Regions from separate parts of the Homo sapiens genome. Here region 2 is linked to region 1. Evidence: chromatin contacts called from ENCODE Hi-C or POLR2A ChIA-PET data. All regions are on one chromosome and are shown on one strand. The core of a region is the stretch at or near the end of the contact, and the rest is flanking DNA. Distances in the headings are between cores, read along the strand shown.

The links. Hi-C counts contacts between places; a loop is a spot of excess contacts on that map. ChIA-PET counts read pairs that join two places held with the same protein, here RNA polymerase II (POLR2A). Pooled maps may share reads with other maps.
Region 2: a map of CD8-positive, alpha-beta T cell shows a loop between it and region 1 (8-fold over the local background). The contact joins two enhancer-like sites. A Hi-C loop is called at or near these places in 20 of 168 maps with a recorded cell type or tissue (CD8-positive, alpha-beta T cell, Caco-2, Calu3 and 16 more), 1 of 37 single-sample maps with no recorded cell type and 5 of 50 pooled maps. POLR2A ChIA-PET finds 5 or more read pairs at or near these places in 7 of 52 experiments (CD4-positive, alpha-beta T cell, H1, OCI-LY7 and 3 more).

What each region holds. Positions count from the first base shown.
Region 1 is chr1:112,817,428-112,821,784 of GRCh38, reverse strand. LINC01356 (long intergenic non-protein coding RNA 1356) reads left to right here. Exons shown (of 7, transcript NR_103746.1): 7 at 1,244-1,616. Among named protein-coding and RNA genes, the nearest start is that of LINC01357, 30 kb to the left of the region's middle. RefSeq lists enhancers at 1-674, 2,869-3,598, 3,599-4,330. Within about 2 kb of position 2,489, at least 4 of the 41 ENCODE cell types and tissues checked have a DNase peak (open chromatin) inside an H3K27ac peak, as active enhancers do.
Region 2 is chr1:112,733,748-112,737,778 of GRCh38, reverse strand. No RefSeq gene overlaps it. Among named protein-coding and RNA genes, the nearest start is that of NUTF2P4, 12 kb to the left of the region's middle. Within about 2 kb of position 1,883, at least 3 of the 41 ENCODE cell types and tissues checked have a DNase peak (open chromatin) inside an H3K27ac peak, as active enhancers do.

The DNA.
Region 1 (4,357 bases), core at 1,240-3,739:
TCTATTCTGTCATCATTTCATAACCTCTTCCATGTAGGTTACAAGCCACTAGCCCACCCCTTAGAACCTCTCATTTCCTTTCCATTGTGGAAATCTATCTTCAAGGAAATCACTTCTCAGTGTTCCAGCTGCTATTCTACTACTCCTCAGGGATTGTTCAGGCCCCCTCCCTTCCCTACACATGAAGCTCGGGCCCCCGTCCAGAACTGGCAAATTGACTTTACTCATATGCCCCGAGTCAGGAAACTAAAATACCTCTTGGTCTGGGTAGACACTTTCACTGGATGGGTGGAGGCCTTTCCCACAGGGTATGAGAAAGCCACTGTGGTCATTTCTTCCCTTCTGTCAGACATAATTCCTCGTTTGGCTTTTCCACCTCTATACAGTCCGATAACGGACAGGCCTTTATTAGTCAAATCACCCAAGCAGTTTCTCAGGCTCTTGGTGTTCAGTGAACTAACGGTCTTTTTAAAACACACTTCACCAAGCTCAGCCACCAACTTAAAAAGGACTGGATACTTTTACCACTTTCCCTTCTCAGAATTCGGGCTTGTCCTCAAAATGTTACAGGGTACAGCCCATTTGAGCTCCTGTATAGATGCTCCTTTTATTAGGCCCCAGTCTCATTCCAGACATCAGACCAACTTGGACTGCACCCCAAAAACTTGTCATCCCTACTGTCTTCTGTCTAGTCATACTCCTATTCACCATTATCAACTACTCATAAATGCCCTGCTCTTCTTTACACTGCCGGTTTACACTGTTTCTCCAAGCCATCACAGCTGATATCTCCTGGTGCTATCCCCAAACCGCCACTCTTAACTCTTAAAGTAAATAAATAATCTTTGCTGGCAGGGCTATGCTGAACCCCCTTGAGCACTCTCTAATTGGATGTCCTAGGTCCTCCCAATTCTTAGTCATTTAATACCTGTTTTTCTCCTTCTCTTATTTGGACCTTGTGTCTTCTGTTTAGTTTCTCAATTCATAACAAAACTGTATCCAGGCCATCACCAATCATTCTATATGACAACTGTTTCTTCTCACAACCCCACAATATCACCCCTTACCACAAAATCTTCCTTCAGCTTAATCTCTCCCACTCTAGGTTCCCATGCCACCCCTAATCCCGCTAGAAGCAACCCTGAGAAACATCATCCATTATCTTTCCATACCACCCCCCGAAAAATTTTTACCATCCCAACACTTTACCACTATTTTGTTTTATTTTTCTTATTAATATAAGAAGACAGGAATATCAGGTCTCTGAGCCCAAGCTAAGCCATCATATCCCCTGTGACCTGCATGTATGCATCCAGATGGCCTGAAGTAACTGAAGAATCACAAAAGAAGTGAAAATGGCGCGTGCCTGCCTTAACTGATGACATTACCTTGTGAAATTCCTTCTCCTGGCTCATCCTGGCTCAAAAGCTCCCCCACTGAGCACCTTGTGACCCCCACTCCTGCCTAACAGAGAACAATCCCCTTTGACTGTAATTTCCCACTACCTACCCAAATCCTATAAAACGGCCCCACCCCTATCTCCATTCACTGACTCTTTTTGGACTCAGCCCACCTGCACCCAGGTGAAATAAACAGCCTTGTTGCTCACACAGAACCTGTTTGGTGGTCTCTTCACACGGCGAGTGAAATTTAGTATTGTACCAATGGTAAATTGACAAATGTACCACGTTTATATAAGATTAACAGCAGAGGAGGCCGGGGGCGGTGGCTCATGCCTGTAATCCCAGCACTTTGGGAGGCCGAGATGGGCGGATCACGAGGTCAGGAGATCAAGACCATCCTGGCTAACACAGTGAAACCCTGTCTCTACTAAAAATACGAAAAAAAATTAGCTGGGCGTGGTGGTGGGCACCTGTAGTCCCAGCTACTCGGGAGGCTGAGGCAGGAGAATGGTGTGAACCCGGGAGGCGGAGCTTGCGGTGAGCCGAGATCGCAGCACTGCACTGCAGCCTGGGCGACTGAGTGAGACTCCGTCTCAAAAAAAAAAAAAAAAAAAAAAAAAAGATTAACTGCAGAGGAAGCTGGGTGAAAAGTATACAGGAACTCTCTATACTATCAAACTTTTTTTTAAAATCTGAAATTCCAAGATAAAAAGTAAGAAAATACCCATAACCCTGACTCCTTAGCTGAGCCGTCATCCTGCCAGGGCATCTTCCCCACTGTCAGAAAAGACAGTGCCAGACAGTGTCTTGTAAAGCAATTGCATTACAGCTTAGTGGCTACAGCTGAAGGCTGTACTGGATGGAAGTTCAGGAAACAGAAGAGGCTGAGTCCTGGGTGATCCTGAGGGTAAATAATGGCCAAACCTATCACTGGCTCCCGCAGTTCTGCAGTTTTGTCCCTCGGCTTTGAAATTCACAATGTGATTTTTCTCACTTGTGTATTTCCTTCCTTAATATGCTTTGCTGTCTCAAGAATTAAAAGAGCTTGCATTTTACTCACTTGCTCACTCCAGCTGGGTCCCAGGAGGAAGTGGCCATAAGTCATGAAGAAGTTAGGATTACGTCACATGATAAGCACAAGATAAGCACAACAGGGGAAGACTTGGATGTGCAGGGGGTGGTTTTCCAAGCCAGAAGCTTTATCCAGCTCCTACACTCCTTCCACCCACACAAAAGAGTCATTGTTTTTATTTATATCCACTTCCCCAAGGTTTGTGTGGATTAGATGATAAATTGTATGTAAAAGGGCTTCATACACTGTAAATATGACCAGCATTCATTCATATTCTGGTGCACTGACTATATGTATATACATCATTTTTTGTGTTTTTTTTTTTGAGATGGAGTCTCGCTCTGTCACCCAGGCTGGAGTGTAGTGGCACAATCTCGGCTCACTGCAACCTCCGCCTCCCGGGTTCAAGCAATTCTGCCTCAGCCTCCCGAGTAGCTGGGATTACAAGCATGTGCCACCACGCCTGGTTAATTTTTTTGTACTTTTAGTAGAGACAGGGTTTCACCATGTTGGCCATGCTGGTCTTGTGCTCCTGACCTTGTGATCCACCCGCCTCGACCTCCCAAAGTGCTGGGATTACAGGCGTGAGCCACCGCGCCCGGCCCGACTATATGTATATACATAATATGAGAAAGTTCAGCCGGGCACGGTGACTCATGCTTATAATCCTAGCACTTTGGGAGGCTGAGGCAGGTGGATTGCCTGAGCTCAGGAGTTCGAGACCAGCCTGGGCAACATGGTGAAACCCCATCTTTACTAAAATGCAAAAAAAATAAAAAATAAAAAAATAAAATTAGCTGGGCATGGTGGCGTGCTCCTGTAATCTCAGCTACTCGAGAGGCTGAGACAGGGGAATCGCTTGAACTTGGGAGGCAGAGGTTGTATTGAGCCAAGATTGCACCACTGCACTCCAGCCTGAGCGATAGAGCCGAGACTCCAACTCAAAAAAAAAAAAAAAAAAGATGAAGTTTGCCCTAGGGCGTTTTTCTCTTGCTGTTTTTTATTCTCTGTGCCCTCCTATCCCTCATGCTTTTGTTTGTTTTAAATGAGAAGGGCCTGAGTGCCTTTCTATCTGATTGTAATTCTGAATGCGATTCACACTGGAAGCTATGGAGACATTTGGTAACAACTGTAGACCCAGCCCTAGAAGGTGAATTTTAAGCATTGTCCAGCTTCTCAAATGCTAACGAGGAGCACAGCTGGGAAGACCTGGGCTTGCAGGGGGTAGATTTCTGAGCCAGGAGCTTCAGGGGGTTCCTGCACTCCCTCCACCCCCACACCGGCCCCACCCCATTCCTCCTGCATAGTTCTCAAGTACCAATCCCTGTAGGTCGCCCTGCTTCAGTGTCTCCCCATCAACACCCCCACCTTGCCTTTTTCCTTGCTATAGCTGTGGGTCAGGCCCTCACAGGGCCTCATCAGAATTCCTGAAATCTCCTTCGAAAAGCCTCCCAGCCTCACTTCTCATTTGCCACTTCCAAACCATCAATGCTACTATCACAGTATTGTAGGGAAAAGAAAGAAAGATCAGACTGTCACTGTGTCTATGTAGAAAGGAAAGACATAAGAGACTCCATTTTGAAAAAGACCTGTACTTTAAACAATTGCTTTGCTGAGATGTTGTTAATTTGTAGCTTTGCCCCTGCCACTTTGACCCAACCACTTTGACCGAACTTGGAGCTCACAAAAACATGTGTTGTATAAAATCAAGGTTTAAGGGATCTAGGGCTGTGCAGGACATGCCTTGTTAACAAAATGTTTACAAGCAATATACTTGATAAAGGTCATTGCCATTCTCTAGTCTCAATAAACCAGGGGCACAATGCACTGTGGAAAGCCGCAGGGACCTCTGCCCTTGAAAGCGGGGTATTGTCCAAGGTTT
Region 2 (4,031 bases), core at 634-3,133, 83 kb after region 1:
AAGTGGTGGCTATTCAGTCTGGGGAATACTACCTTCTTCAGGTTTCAGTGTTGGTCTCTGCCCTTGGCAGATTGGACACCCAGCAGCGGCTATAGACAGATCCAATTTGATGAGTGGAAGCCCATGTTGCTGCGCCATGCATATCTTCTACCCTCGCCACCATGTACACTTTGATCATGAGCCACTGGCCAAAGACAGGGATGACTGGAGGAAATGACTGGGGAAAGAATGTGGCATCTTAGTGGTCTGATTATTAAAATCCTCCTCTACTGAAGTTGCACTTTGGCGAGCATTCATGTAATACATGAATATTTTCACACTTTGTGTCAGCTCATGACAGTTCATTTGCATAGTTCTTCTCCAGACTTCTTTATCATCAGTTTTCCAAATGTGTTCCCTCCAATACCCTAAGTATCAATAACCTGAAAGTCAAACTTTCAGCCACCCGTGGCACACACACACAATTTGTGGCTGCATCTGGGGTTGGCCTGGGTGTTTTGGTTTCTGTTGGTCAGAAGGGCCAGGAGTTGCTATAGATGTGAAGTGGGGAAGAATTTGTGTGTGAAGTGGAGGAGCGTGTGTGTGTGTGTGTGTGTGTGTGTATCTGTACCTCTGACTATCTCTCCTTTGTACTGCTCAGAATTCTGTAGAATGGTGGGATTTTCCTTTACCACTATCATTTAGGGTCTTCTATGAGTGGGGCAGCAGTGCTGCAATTATCTTCCATATGGTTGATAAACCACTGAGGAAGGAGATTGAAGGTGTAGTGCTGGCCCTACCAGTTGAAAGTAAACTGCTTCGGTGATCTTTCCTAACAGACATAAAGAATAGGCTGGGCGCGGTGGCTTATGCCTATAATCCCAGCACTTTGGGAGGCCAAGTGGGGTGGATCACCTGAGGTCAGGAGTTCGAGACCAGCCTGGCCAACATGGTGAAACCCCTGTCTCTACTAAAAATACAAAAATTAGCCAGACATGGTGGCGGGCCCCTGTAATCCCAGCTACCCAGGAGGCTGAGGCAGGAGAATCACTGGAACCCGGGAGGCAGAGTCTGCAGTGAGCCGAGATTGTGCCACTGCACTCCAGCATGGGTGACAGGGCAAGACTCTGTCTCAAAAAAATAAAAATAAAAATAAATAAACATTTCTTTACTCAATAATAGGCCATTAGTTGCATACCAGGTACCAAAACCATCTTTGCTCCAGTAAAGAAACCACATCCGGGCTGGGTGCAGTGGCTCACATCTGTAATCCCAGTACTTTGGGAGGCTGAGGCAGGCAGATTACTTGAGCCCAAGAGTTCGAGACCAGCCTGGACAACATGGCAAAACCCCATCTCTACAAGAAATACAAAAATTAGCCAGGCATGGTGGTGCACACGTGTAGTCTCAGCTACTCAGGAGGCTGAGGTGGGAGGATAACCTGAGCCTGGGGAGGTTGAGGCTGCAGTGAGCCATGATGCCACTACTGCACTCTAGTCTGAGTGACAGAGTGAGACCCTGCCTCAAAAAAAAAAAAAAAAAAAAAAAGGAAAAAGAAATCACATCTGGAATAGAGGCTGAAATTGGAGCCACCCTGATTAAGTTTGTGATAATCTACTGTCATTCTCCAAGATCCATCTGTATTCTGCAAGTTGAAAGAAGATATGGTAGAAATCACTACTACTACATCTTTCAAGTTCTTATGGTGACAGTAATCTCTGGAACAAAATTGCTTTGGGCTTACTATTTTGATAGGTACAGGCCATTCTAAAGGCTTCCACCTGGCATTTTCCACCACAGTAGCTCTCATTGCATGAGTCAGTGGAATTTCCAATATGAGATGGAAAATAGGAGTGACTCTTCTCACTGTCATCCCTAATGATTCACCATTAAAATGTTACTTCCTGATCCCAAGACTCTGGGCCCCACTGATTTAGTGGTATTGGGTTCTAAGAGAAGAATGTCTCCACCATGGGGCACAACAGTGACTTCTATTACACTGAAGTCAAGACTGGCCATTTTGGTTTTCAGAAATTTCACCTCTGGCGCTACAGGAAATAAAGGTTTCTTTCTTTTTTTTATATGGTTTTTTTTTGTTTGTTTTTTGTTTTTTGTTTTTTTTTTATTCTGGGACGGAATTTTGCTCTTGTTGCCCAAGCTGGAATGCAATGGCGGGATCTCGGCACACTGCAACTTCCGCCTCCCAGGTTCAAGTGTTTCTCCTGCCTCAGCCTCTCGAGTAGCTGGGAATACAGGTATGTGCCACCACGCTCAGCTAATTTTGTATTTTTAGTAGAGATGGGGTTTCTCCATGTAGGTCAGGCTGGTCTCGAACTTCTGACCTCAGGTGATCCGCCCACCTTGGCCTCCGAAAATGCTGGGATTACAAGCATGAGCCACCGCGCCCAGCCTTATGATGATTTTTAAACTTTTATTTATGTATTTATTTACAGACAGAGTCTTACTCTGTCACCCAGGCTGGAGTGCAGTGGTGCGATCTCAGCTCACCTCAGCTTCCTGGGTTCAAGCGATTCTCCTTCCTCACTCAGCCTCCCAAGTAGCTGGGATTACAAGCATGTGCCGTGACGCCCGGTTAATTTTTGTGTTTTTGGTAGAGACGGGGGTTTCACCATGTTGGCCAGGCTGGTCTCGAGCTACTGACCTCAGGGGATTCTCCCGTCTTGGCCCCCCAAAGTACTGGGATTACAGGCTTGAGCCACTGCGCCCAGCAGAATGAGGGTTTCTTTTAAGGCAATAATAGAAGCATCCTGCTCCTGTAATCAAACCTTGAGCTTGGCATTTAAAGTCCTGAGCTCATCATTTTCTTCCTCCACATGTTTGAGTACACTTAGAAGCAATCAACGAACACTCCTTTGCTCTCTATTTCCATTAAAATGTTCAGTGGGGGCAACTACTTGGCCAGCCAAAGACTTGCCTTTAAAGACGTTTGTATTACAGGTGACTACAGGTGATAATTCATGTACCTCTCTTGCCACTGCATGCCATGATTTACCAGTGTCACCTATACCAATGGTAATAGGATCATTAATGCCTTTCAATCTAACCAGATCAGTTCGAAATTTTTATCCCTAATGTTCTATTCCTCTGGAGCCATTTCCAATACCTACTTGATGTTTATGATTGATACTAATGGTATCGGTCAGGGTTCCATCAGGGAAGGAGAAACACTAAGAGTGTTGTGTAATAAGAGATTTATTATGGGAGGGTGGCTTTACAGAATTGCTGGAGAAACTGGGAGAGTAAAGGTTTGAATGAAGAAGTTGGAGGACCAGAGAAAAGCCACTAATCAAACTTTCTGGACTCAGGAATGCCAGCTGCTGGAGCAGGATCCTAGAGAGGAGAAGTTTATGAAAGTCTATTGCCTCTGTATCTGGGGTTGGTCTGGGCTTTTCAGTTTTTGTTGGTCGGAAGGGCCAGGAGTTGCCAAGTAAGGCTAAATGTGGAGTGGGTGAGAATAAGTATAACCTGGAACCTGCTGACACTTCTAACCTATGACAGCCTTCAGAAAGTAATTGTGGCAGCTGCTTCGCTTCTCTGCCTTACAAATCATTCACAAATTAATCTTTTGGCCAACTCTAAACCAGAACCACGCAGGGGATGGGATTCTGGGAAATGTAGCTCCAGCTTACCCAAACTGACACAATACAAAACTACCACATGCCATTTACTTAGCTGCTTGATATTGAATGAATTATTTGATGTCTATGAGTCTCTCTAAGTCTCTTTCCATCTCAGAGTCTGGGCATTATCTTGTGTGAGAGGATACTTTCCTGGATTTCTGGAAGATGCCCTATTGCTGGGGATCCCCTGTTTACAAATCCCTTGATGTGGGTGATGTCTCCTTCCACTGGCCACTTATGACTCCCTCTCAGACTCCTGGCTTCGGTAATCCCTCCCTAGCTGGGTTCACCTCTCTCTTCCAGGCAGCCCTCTTGGGCAGTCCACTTTTGGCCTGTGGAAAACATGCAAACATCGCGCTCTGCTGAGCTCTTGGGGGCAGCTCACTCTCAAGGTGGTCCTCTGGACTCTCT